Linked DNA regions of Homo sapiens: region 1 is linked to region 2. The links are chromatin contacts, found by POLR2A ChIA-PET in ENCODE. All regions are on one chromosome and are shown on one strand. Each heading gives the region's core, a stretch centred on a gene start or an enhancer-like site at or near the end of the contact. The rest is flanking DNA. Distances are from core to core; before and after follow the strand shown. Region 1 overlaps STK40 (serine/threonine kinase 40). Region 2 overlaps THRAP3 (thyroid hormone receptor associated protein 3).

Region 1 (4,427 bases), core at 834-3,333, 97 kb after region 2:
AGATGACAGGGACTGCCTGCAGGGAGGCAGACAGGTCAGGCTGGCCCCAGAGAGACCAGGTCCATTGATCCCAGACTTAACTGGAGTCAGACACACCTGGGTTGTGTTCCTGCCATGAGAGACTGCTTCTCTGAGCCTCAGTTTTCTTATCCCATAAAGGGGGACAATTTCTCCCTTACAGGTGGTGGTGAGAACTCAGTGAGGCAATGCCCATGCCCCGCTGGCAGGGCCTGGGTAACTATGGCAGCCCATAGTTGCTCAACCTTCAGTTCTGCCTATGCCCTCCCAATCTTGTCCATGCAGAGAATCTGGAAATCTGACTCTAACTGGCAGAGAAGCAGGCTGACTACTGGCTGCTTTTCTGGGTAGGATGGGCAGAGGCCCTGAGGACGCAGCCTTGTGCCCGGTCAAGTGCCTGTCCACTTACCATGATGCAATGATGGCACTGAGGGCCTCCAGGACGTCGGCGGCGGCCAGGCGCTGCTGGGGGTCAAGGACCAGCAGCTTCCGGATGAGACACACGGTGTTCTCAGAAACCCGTCCATCCCTGAGGCAGGGAGTTGGGGAGGAGGGCTCAGTGGGTGGTGCTGGGTCTGTGGCCAGGATGCCCAGGCTCACTGTGCCGTTTCCCTGCCTTAAGCCCATCAGGCTGGCTGCCCCCCCCACCCCCCGGGAGGCAGGACTCACTCAGGAATGGTATACTCGGCAGCCTTGATCTTGCGGAAGAGCTCCTGCGGGATGCTGTCGTAGAAGGGGAACTGGCCATACAGCATGGTGAAGAGCACCACGCCCAGGGCCCACATGTCACTGGGCTTGCCACGGTACGGCCGGCCTACGGGCACACACATACCACACTGTCTTCAGGCCACAGCACCACCGTGGCTCACCAGCCTGGAATCCCACCTGGGACCCTCCACCTGCCACCCTCACTTCCAGTCCCCCCAGAGTCGTCCTCTGAGCTCCTGCCCGTGCTCCCCGCTCCCCTGTTCCTCAGGATGCACCTCTCCTGCCCCAAGGAGAGGGCTCACTCAGCACCTGCTCACAGCACCTGCCCCGCCCGGCCAGATGGCGAGCCCCTGGGAGCCAGGCATGGGTCTGCAGCCCCAGCACCCAGCACAGCAGCTCACAAGCAGGGGGTCAAGAACACTGGCACAGCAGATAACTAGCTGGCTCCAGATGAGCTGGCCGCTCCTCCTGTCACCGTCCCCACACCCCACCTGCCTCCTTCACAGCCCGGATGACTACTTGCAGGTCCCCTCCTTTGTCTACTTGTGACTCCCCGTCTCCCCTCTAGAAGGGAAGTTCTCAGGTGCAGGTGCCTCCCTGCGGTGTTCACTGCTGAGCCCCAGTGCCCAGCACGGACCCAAGTATTTGCTAAATGAAGGATGGCCACTTAATTCACCTCTCTGTGAGAGTTTCCTCATCTGTAAAGCGAAAAGGAGCAGGCATCTAACGGAGCACCCGCTTTAGGACAGCATGGGAAGAAACACTTTTATTTCACTAACTGTGCTCCACAGCTTGAGGACACTGAGGCCCAGTGATCTGCTCTGTCCAGGGCCACATGGCTGCTCAGTGGGCCCACATCTGACTGTCAGGCTCTGCTGCTTGCCTCCTTTCAGGGCAACCTGTCCACCCACCCAGCAGCAATACAGCCATTGTCTGACCCACTCCCCCAAATGCAAAATATGAAGACCACTGGAGCATTTGAAAGCTCTTGGCCCTGCCCACTCCCTGCGATGCACCCTCTGGTATACCAGCAGGCTGTGGCAGCCTGGACCCCAGAACACAACTCCGTTCTCCGTGGGTGTGGAAGAGACGCTGCCAGGCACCCTAGCGTCACCTCCCTGGGCAACCAGGGCCCAGTGAAGGGCAAGCAGTTTAACCGGGAGAGGGTGTGCCATGTGTGCATGGCAGTGCCATTACAGGCCTCAGCCTGCGTCTTCAGAAGGTACCACGGCACCTTCAGGATGGCACTGCCGCCTACAACAGAGGGCTGTTGTGGGGAATAAGCACCTGCCCTGGCTGGTATAGCAGGTAGTTCTGTGGAAGATGAGCTTCTCCCAAGCTCTTTCCAGGCTGTGTCATCCTAGGCTCTTTCCAGCGCCCGGTGCCAAAGAGCAGCTGCGGTGACTGTGTGGCTGACCCCATGGCTGACTCAAGGACAGCCCCCTTTTCCTAGAACTTGCTCCACCAAGTGGGGTTGCCAGTACAGAATCTATTACTTGTACCACCATTCTTAGCTCTGTATGGTTCCAAAAAAGGTGCTGCCTCTCCTCCCGTGGCTGGAAGATGCTTCCTGTTGAGCTGTCCTGCTGGCTTAGGCAGGAAGGATCTGCTTCCAGGACCTGTGTAGGGTTCCCTCAGCCCGAGCCTCTGTCCTGACCTGGAGGTATGAATGGCCCCTCCCCAGACAAACTCGCTGGGAGCCTGACCTGGGCAGGCGACCTTCCCTGGGCTTTGGCTTCTGAGGGGACACTGTACCCACAAGCTTCCCTTTCAGCAACGATCATGCCAAACACTAGGTTAAGGGCATTACATATATATATATATATATATATATTTTTTTTTTTTTTTTTTCCTGAGACAGAGTCTTGCTCTGTTGCCCAGGCTGGAGTGCAGTGGTGAGATCTCGGCTCACTGCAAGCTCCGCCTCCCAGGTTCACGCCATTCTCCTGCCTCAGCCTCCCGAGTAGCTGGGACTATAGGCACCCGCCACCACGCCCGGCTAATTTTTTTTATTTTTAGTAGAAACAGGGTTTCACTGAGTTAACGAGGATGGTCTCGATCTCCTGACCTCGTGATTTGCCCGCCTCGGCCTCCCAAAATGTTGGGATTACAGGCATGAGCCACCGCGCCTGGCTGGTTAAGGGCATTATTTAATCCCTCAAGTACTACTACTGCCATCCCTATTTTACAGATGAGAAAATGGAGGCTCAGAGAGGTCTGTAACTTCCCCCAAATTCACATGGTTATTAGCCAGACTATCACCTCCATGAGGGCCAGACCAGGCCTGCCTTTTCACAGCTCCATGCCCCATGCCCATGCTGGGCACATGGAGAATAAATGAAAGGGCAGACCTGGGTCGGAAACCCACATGGTAGGGCTGGTACTTCAGCTTCTAACCCAGGAGGGAGGAGGCTGAAGTCAGAAGGAGATTGGAGGCCGTGATCACACAGCTGGTTCAACAGCAAGGCCAGAATGAGAACCCAGGTCTCTGGTCTCCCAGTCGAGGATTCTCTCTGATTCAGTCAGATTCCTTTGTTTCATCCTCCAAGACTGGCACGAGTCTGGAAGAACCAGAAGGATAGGCTGCTGGCAACAGCAGGGAGGGCCACAGAGCCTCAGACTGCAAATGAAGGCCACTCTAGGCTGGTGCTGCAAGAGAGGAGTCCCATCCAGGGCTAGCCCACAGCCTGAGCCCTGCAAACAGGCACAGCCCCACTCACAGGCTGGGTGGAAGGAGGAGCCTGGCTCTATCTCCTATGGGGATGCTTTGGGGATTACTGTAGAGGGTGCCAGACTGTGCTGGGCCATGGGGGTGGTGCCCCAGGAGTTAGGGTATACCCCTGGCACCCAGTTCCCTCTAGCAGAGGCTGTAGTGACTCTAACCAAAACCCCCAGGTCTGGGGAATGGTGCTACTGTCTTTGCACACGGGCAGCCCTGGGGACAGGCCTGGCTCTCCAGCAGAAGCGGCAGCTGGGGGAGCCTCCGAGGGAGTTGTAAGTGCTTGTATTACAGCAGCCTGCTCACCAGGATGTGTGTGAAGAGCTGGGACGAGGCTGGCTCGGCCACTGCACGGAAAGGGCGCACTCATGTGTGGGGTGGGGATGAAGGATCTTGGAGACAACCCCAAGTTCTCCATGTTGGAGGGATGGGAGCTGGTGTAAGCCCCGGTTCCCTAAAGGATTTGGGCCAAGGACAAGGGGGAAAGAGAAAGCAACAGAGTCGACAGTGAAAGAGTTGCGAGAATGGGCTTTAGTGGGAGGCAGCCCTGGGGCTGCGCCTCCATTTTCCAGTTTACTATTTATTAGCTACGACTTTGGACAAGAGATGTCATCTCTCTGAGCCTCAATTTCCTCATCTGTGAAAAAAGGACTTAAGATAGATATTGGCCTCACAGGGTAGCTGTGTGGTTTAAACAGATAACGCGAGTCACGCTCAGCACAGTGTCTGGAACTTGGAAATCAGATCAGTGGGCAGTAACTTTATGAGTTTTTTTTTTTCTTTTTTTTTTTTTGAGATGGAGTCTCGCTCTGTTGCCCAGGCTGGAGTGCAGTGGCACAATCTCGGCTCACTGCAACCTCCACCTCCTGGGTTCAAGCGATTCTCCTGCCTTAGCCTCCTGAGTAGCTTGGATTACAGGCAACCGCCACCACGCCCGGCTAATTTCTGTATTTTTAGTAGAGACAGGGTTTCACCATATTGG
Region 2 (4,214 bases), core at 1,362-3,861:
TCTTTGTCCATTTTTTCATGGAACTCCAAGGCACCTGGGGCTGGCAGACTGGTGCATGAGAGGATAAACAGTATTATATCTGTGAGAATTTCAAGCACAGTATATAGGAATATGTATAGAGTAAGACCTTGTCATTGGAGAAAAGTGGAGCGATCTTGGCTCACTGCAACCTCTGCCTCCTGGGTTCAAGCAATTCTCCTGCCTCAGCCTCCTAAGTAGCTGGGACTTCAGTTGCACACCACCATGCCAAGCTAATTTTTGTATCTTTAGTAGAGACGGGGTTTCACCATGTTGGCCAGACTGGTCCCGAACTCCTGATCTCAAGTTATCTCTCCGCCTTGGCGTCCCAAGGTGCTGGGATTACAGGTGTGAGCGACTGTGCCCAGCCTTTTTCTTTTTAAAAAATAAATAACATGGGCCGAGTGCGGTGGCTCACACCTGTAATCCCAGCACTTTGGGAGGCTGAAGCAGGCAGATCACGAGGTCAGGAAATCGAGACCATCCTGGCTAACATGGTGAAACCCTGTCTCTACTAAAAATACAAAAAATTAGCCGGGAGTGGTGGCCGGCACTTGTAGTCCCAGCTGCTCGGGAGGCTGAGGCAGGAGAATGGCGTGAACCCAGGAGGCGGAGCTTGCAGTGAGTGGAGATCGTGCCACTGCACTCCAGCCTGGGCGACAGAGTGAGACTCTGTCTCAAATAAATAAATAAATAAATAAATAAAATTACAGGCATAACTGCATATTTATCAAAATTGTATCAACGGTTCTTTTTCTAATTCTCTGAAAAAATTGATAATATACATTGTTCACATTATAACTTTTGCAAAAATATTGAGGGCTTCAGTTTTCTCAAGGGCCTTTCTTAGTCTTTTTTAAAAAATTACTTTTTTGGCCGGGTGCAGTGGCCCACGCCTGTAATCCCAGCACTTTGGGAGGCTGAGGCGGGCGGATCACGAGGTCAGGAGTTCCAGACCAGCCTGGTCAACATGGTGAAACCCTGTTTCTACTAAAGATACAAAAATTAGCTGTGTGTGGTGGTGGGCGCCTGTAATCCCAGCTACTCGAGAGACTGAGGCAGGAGAAGCTCTTGAACCTGGGAGGCACAGGTTGCAGTGAGCTGAGATGGAGTCACTGCACTCCAGCCTGGGCGACAGAGCGAGACTCCGTCTCAAAAAGACAAATTAACTTTTTTTTTTGAGTTGGAGTCTAGCTCTGTCGTCCAGGCTGGAGTGCAGTGGCGTGATCTTGGCTCACTGCAACCTCGGCCTCGTAGGTTCAAGCTATTCTCCCACCTCAGCCTCCTCAGTGACTGGGATTACAGGCGTGTGCCACCATACCCCACTAATTTTTTGTATTTTTAGTAAAGATGGGGTTTTACCATGTTGGCCAAGCTGGTTTTGAACTCCTGACCTCAAGTGATCCACCCGCCTCAGCCTCCCAAAGTGTTGGGATTACAGGTGTGAGCCACCACACCCAGCCTTAAAAATTAACTTTTAATTGTCAAGTATGATATACAAGAAATATGTGTACATTGTGGAATGGTTAAATCTAGCTAATCAACATATGTATTGCCTCATTTTTTTTGTGTGGTGAGAACACTTAAAATCTCTCTTGGCGATCTTTGAATATACAGTACATTATTATTTACTGCACTTACCATGTTGCCCAACTTATTCCTCTTAACTGAAATTTTGTATCTTTTGACCACATCTCCCATCTTCATCTTTTTTTTTTTTTTTTTTTTGGGAGATGGAGTCTTGCTCTGTCACCCCGCCCAGGCTGGAGTGCAGTGGCACGATCTTGGCTCACTGCAACCTCCACCTCCCAGGTTCAAGCGATTTTCCTGCCTCAGCCCCCCGAGTAGCTGGGATTACAGGCACACGCCACCATGCATGGCTAATTGTTGTATTTTTAGTAGAGACAGGGTTTCACCATGTTGGCCAAGCTGGTCTTGAACTCCAGACCTCAGGTGATCCGCCCACTTTGGCCTACCAAAGTGCTGGGATTACAGGCATGAGCCACGGTGCCCAGCCTCCTTCATCTTTTAATATTTAAAAAAATTATTCTTTTCTTTCAGGCCTTCATTTTTGTTCATCTCCTCAGTTGTTAACTGGTCTGACCCTGCCATATCTTTATTTGTTGGTGGCTTTGACTGAGTTTTGAATACTTTTATTGTAGAGATGGGGGTCTTGGTTTGTTGTCCAGGCTAGTCTCGAACTCCTAGCCTCAAGTGATCCTTCTACCTTGGCCTTCCTAAGTGTTGGATTGCAGGCCAGACCCATTGCACCCAGCCTCAGCCTCTTTTTTTTTTTTTTTTTTGTGAGACAGTTTTGCTTTGTCACCTAGTCTGGAGTACAGTGGTGCAATCATGACTCACTGCAGCCTTGACCTCCTGGGCCCAAGCGATTCTCAGCCTCCCGAGTAGCTAGGACTACAGGCATGCTTTATTTTTTTGTAGAGACAGTCTCATTTTATGGCCCAGGCTGGTCTTGAACTCCTGGCTTCCAGCATTTTATATTTCTTTGTATCCTCTGTAGTTGTGCTAGTTTCAGTAAATTCTTATGTATGTGAGGGCTCACTTGATTTATACTTGTGTCTTCACTGTTGCCATGCTTGCTCAGATGTTTATTATCTTGGGGCTCAAACTTACCTATTGAGCAAACATGATGAAATCTACCATGTACCAGGCATTGCGTTAGGTGTTGGAGGAGATACAAGATAAATATAAGGCACAGTCCCTATTCTTTTTCTTTCTTTCTTTTTTTTTTTTGGAGACAGTGTCTTGCTCTGTTTCCCAGGCTGGAGTGCAGTGGCGTGATCCTCAGCTCACTGCAGCCTCTTTCTCCTGGGTTCAAATGATTCTCCTGAGTAGCTGGGACTGTAGGCATGCACCACCACATCTGGCTAGTTTTTGTATTTTTAGTAGAGATGGGGTTTCACCATGTTAGCCAGGCTGGTCTCAAACTCCAGACCACAGGCTGTCCACCTGGGCCTCCCAAAGTGCTGGGATACAGGTGCAAGCCACCGCACCCAGCCAGCACAGTCCCTTTTTTTTTTTTTTTTTTGAGATGGAGTCTCGCTCTCGCCCAGGCTGGAATGCAGTGGCGCAAGCTCCGCTCACTGCAAGCTCTGCCTCCCAGGTTCATGCCATTCTCCTGCCTTGGCCTCCCGAGTAGCTGGGACCACAGGTGCCCGCCACCACACCTTGCTAATTTTTTGTATTTTTAGTAGAGACAGGGTTTCACCGTGTTAGCCAGGATGATCTCCATCTCCTGACCTCGTGATCCACCTGCCTCTGCCTCCCAAAGTGCTGAGATTACAGGCGTGAGCCACTGCCCCCAGCCCCACAGTCCCTATTCTTAAGGGACCTTCATGTTTAGTGGGAGAGACAGTTAATTACAATACAGGATGATAAGGGCAATAGTAGAACCTGGAATGAGATGCTCACTGACTCCTTCTGGAGAATTAGGGGAAGGTTTTACAAGAATTTACATTTGAGCTGTTGCTGGAAGGTTTCGAATAAGCGAAGCAGGTGGTGAGTGTGTGTGTGTGTGTGTGTGTGTGTGTGTGTGTGGTGGAGGTTGAGACAGGAGTGGTGGTTTGGTGAGAGGAGGCTATTCAAGGCAGTGGGACGAGCATGTCTAATGGTGTGGAACAGGAAAGTTCATTCTAAAAATGTAGTTTGATTAAGGGTAGAAGCATAGGAGTCAGTGGTAGAAGGTGGAGCGAGTAGAGCAGGATTGCAGTGTGCTTGTATTGAATTTTATGCAGTAAGCAGGAAGGACCTTTAATTGGAGGAATGACATGATCATATTTGTGACAGGTTATTCTGGCATCAAATTTGGTCTCTTGTTTATAGACGAAAGCAATCTAGAGAAGTTGGTTATCCTGGTGTAACGCCTTGGGTTAAATGGGTTATTAATCAAGTTTGGATGAAAATTTTTACAAAATTCGGCAATTACATAAGGTAGACTCTGGATATATTATCGACATTTCCAACTCTAAAATTAATAATTTTTTACTGACTGAAATTTCCTTCCAAATAGGCCCTTAGTGAATTAGGCATACTTTTTTTTTTTTTTTTTGAGACAAAGATTTGCTCTGTCGCCCAGGCTGGAGGGCAGTGGCGCGATCTCAGCTCACTGCAACCTCCGCCTCCCGGGTTCAAGCAATTCTTCTGCCTCAGCCTCCCAAGTAGCTGGTACTACAGGC

Evidence for each region. ChIA-PET counts read pairs that join two places held with the same protein, here RNA polymerase II (POLR2A).
Region 1: POLR2A ChIA-PET joins it to region 2 with 16 read pairs in AG04449. The contact joins two enhancer-like sites. POLR2A ChIA-PET finds 5 or more read pairs at or near these places in 4 of 52 experiments (A549, AG04449, GM12878 and 1 more).

Annotation. Positions count from the first base shown.
Region 1 is chr1:36,343,433-36,347,859 of GRCh38, forward strand. It overlaps STK40 (serine/threonine kinase 40), which reads right to left. Exons shown (of 11, transcript NM_001282547.2): 8 at 688-832; 9 at 428-547; 10 at 1-16. Among named protein-coding and RNA genes, the nearest start is that of EVA1B, 22 kb to the left of the region's middle. Within about 2 kb of position 2,084, at least 2 of the 41 ENCODE cell types and tissues checked have a DNase peak (open chromatin) inside an H3K27ac peak, as active enhancers do.
Region 2 is chr1:36,246,145-36,250,358 of GRCh38, forward strand. The region is part of intron 1 of THRAP3 (thyroid hormone receptor associated protein 3); the gene reads left to right. Among named protein-coding and RNA genes, the nearest start is that of THRAP3, 24 kb to the left of the region's middle. RefSeq lists enhancers at 2,184-2,478, 2,244-2,538. Within about 2 kb of position 2,612, at least 21 of the 41 ENCODE cell types and tissues checked have a DNase peak (open chromatin) inside an H3K27ac peak, as active enhancers do.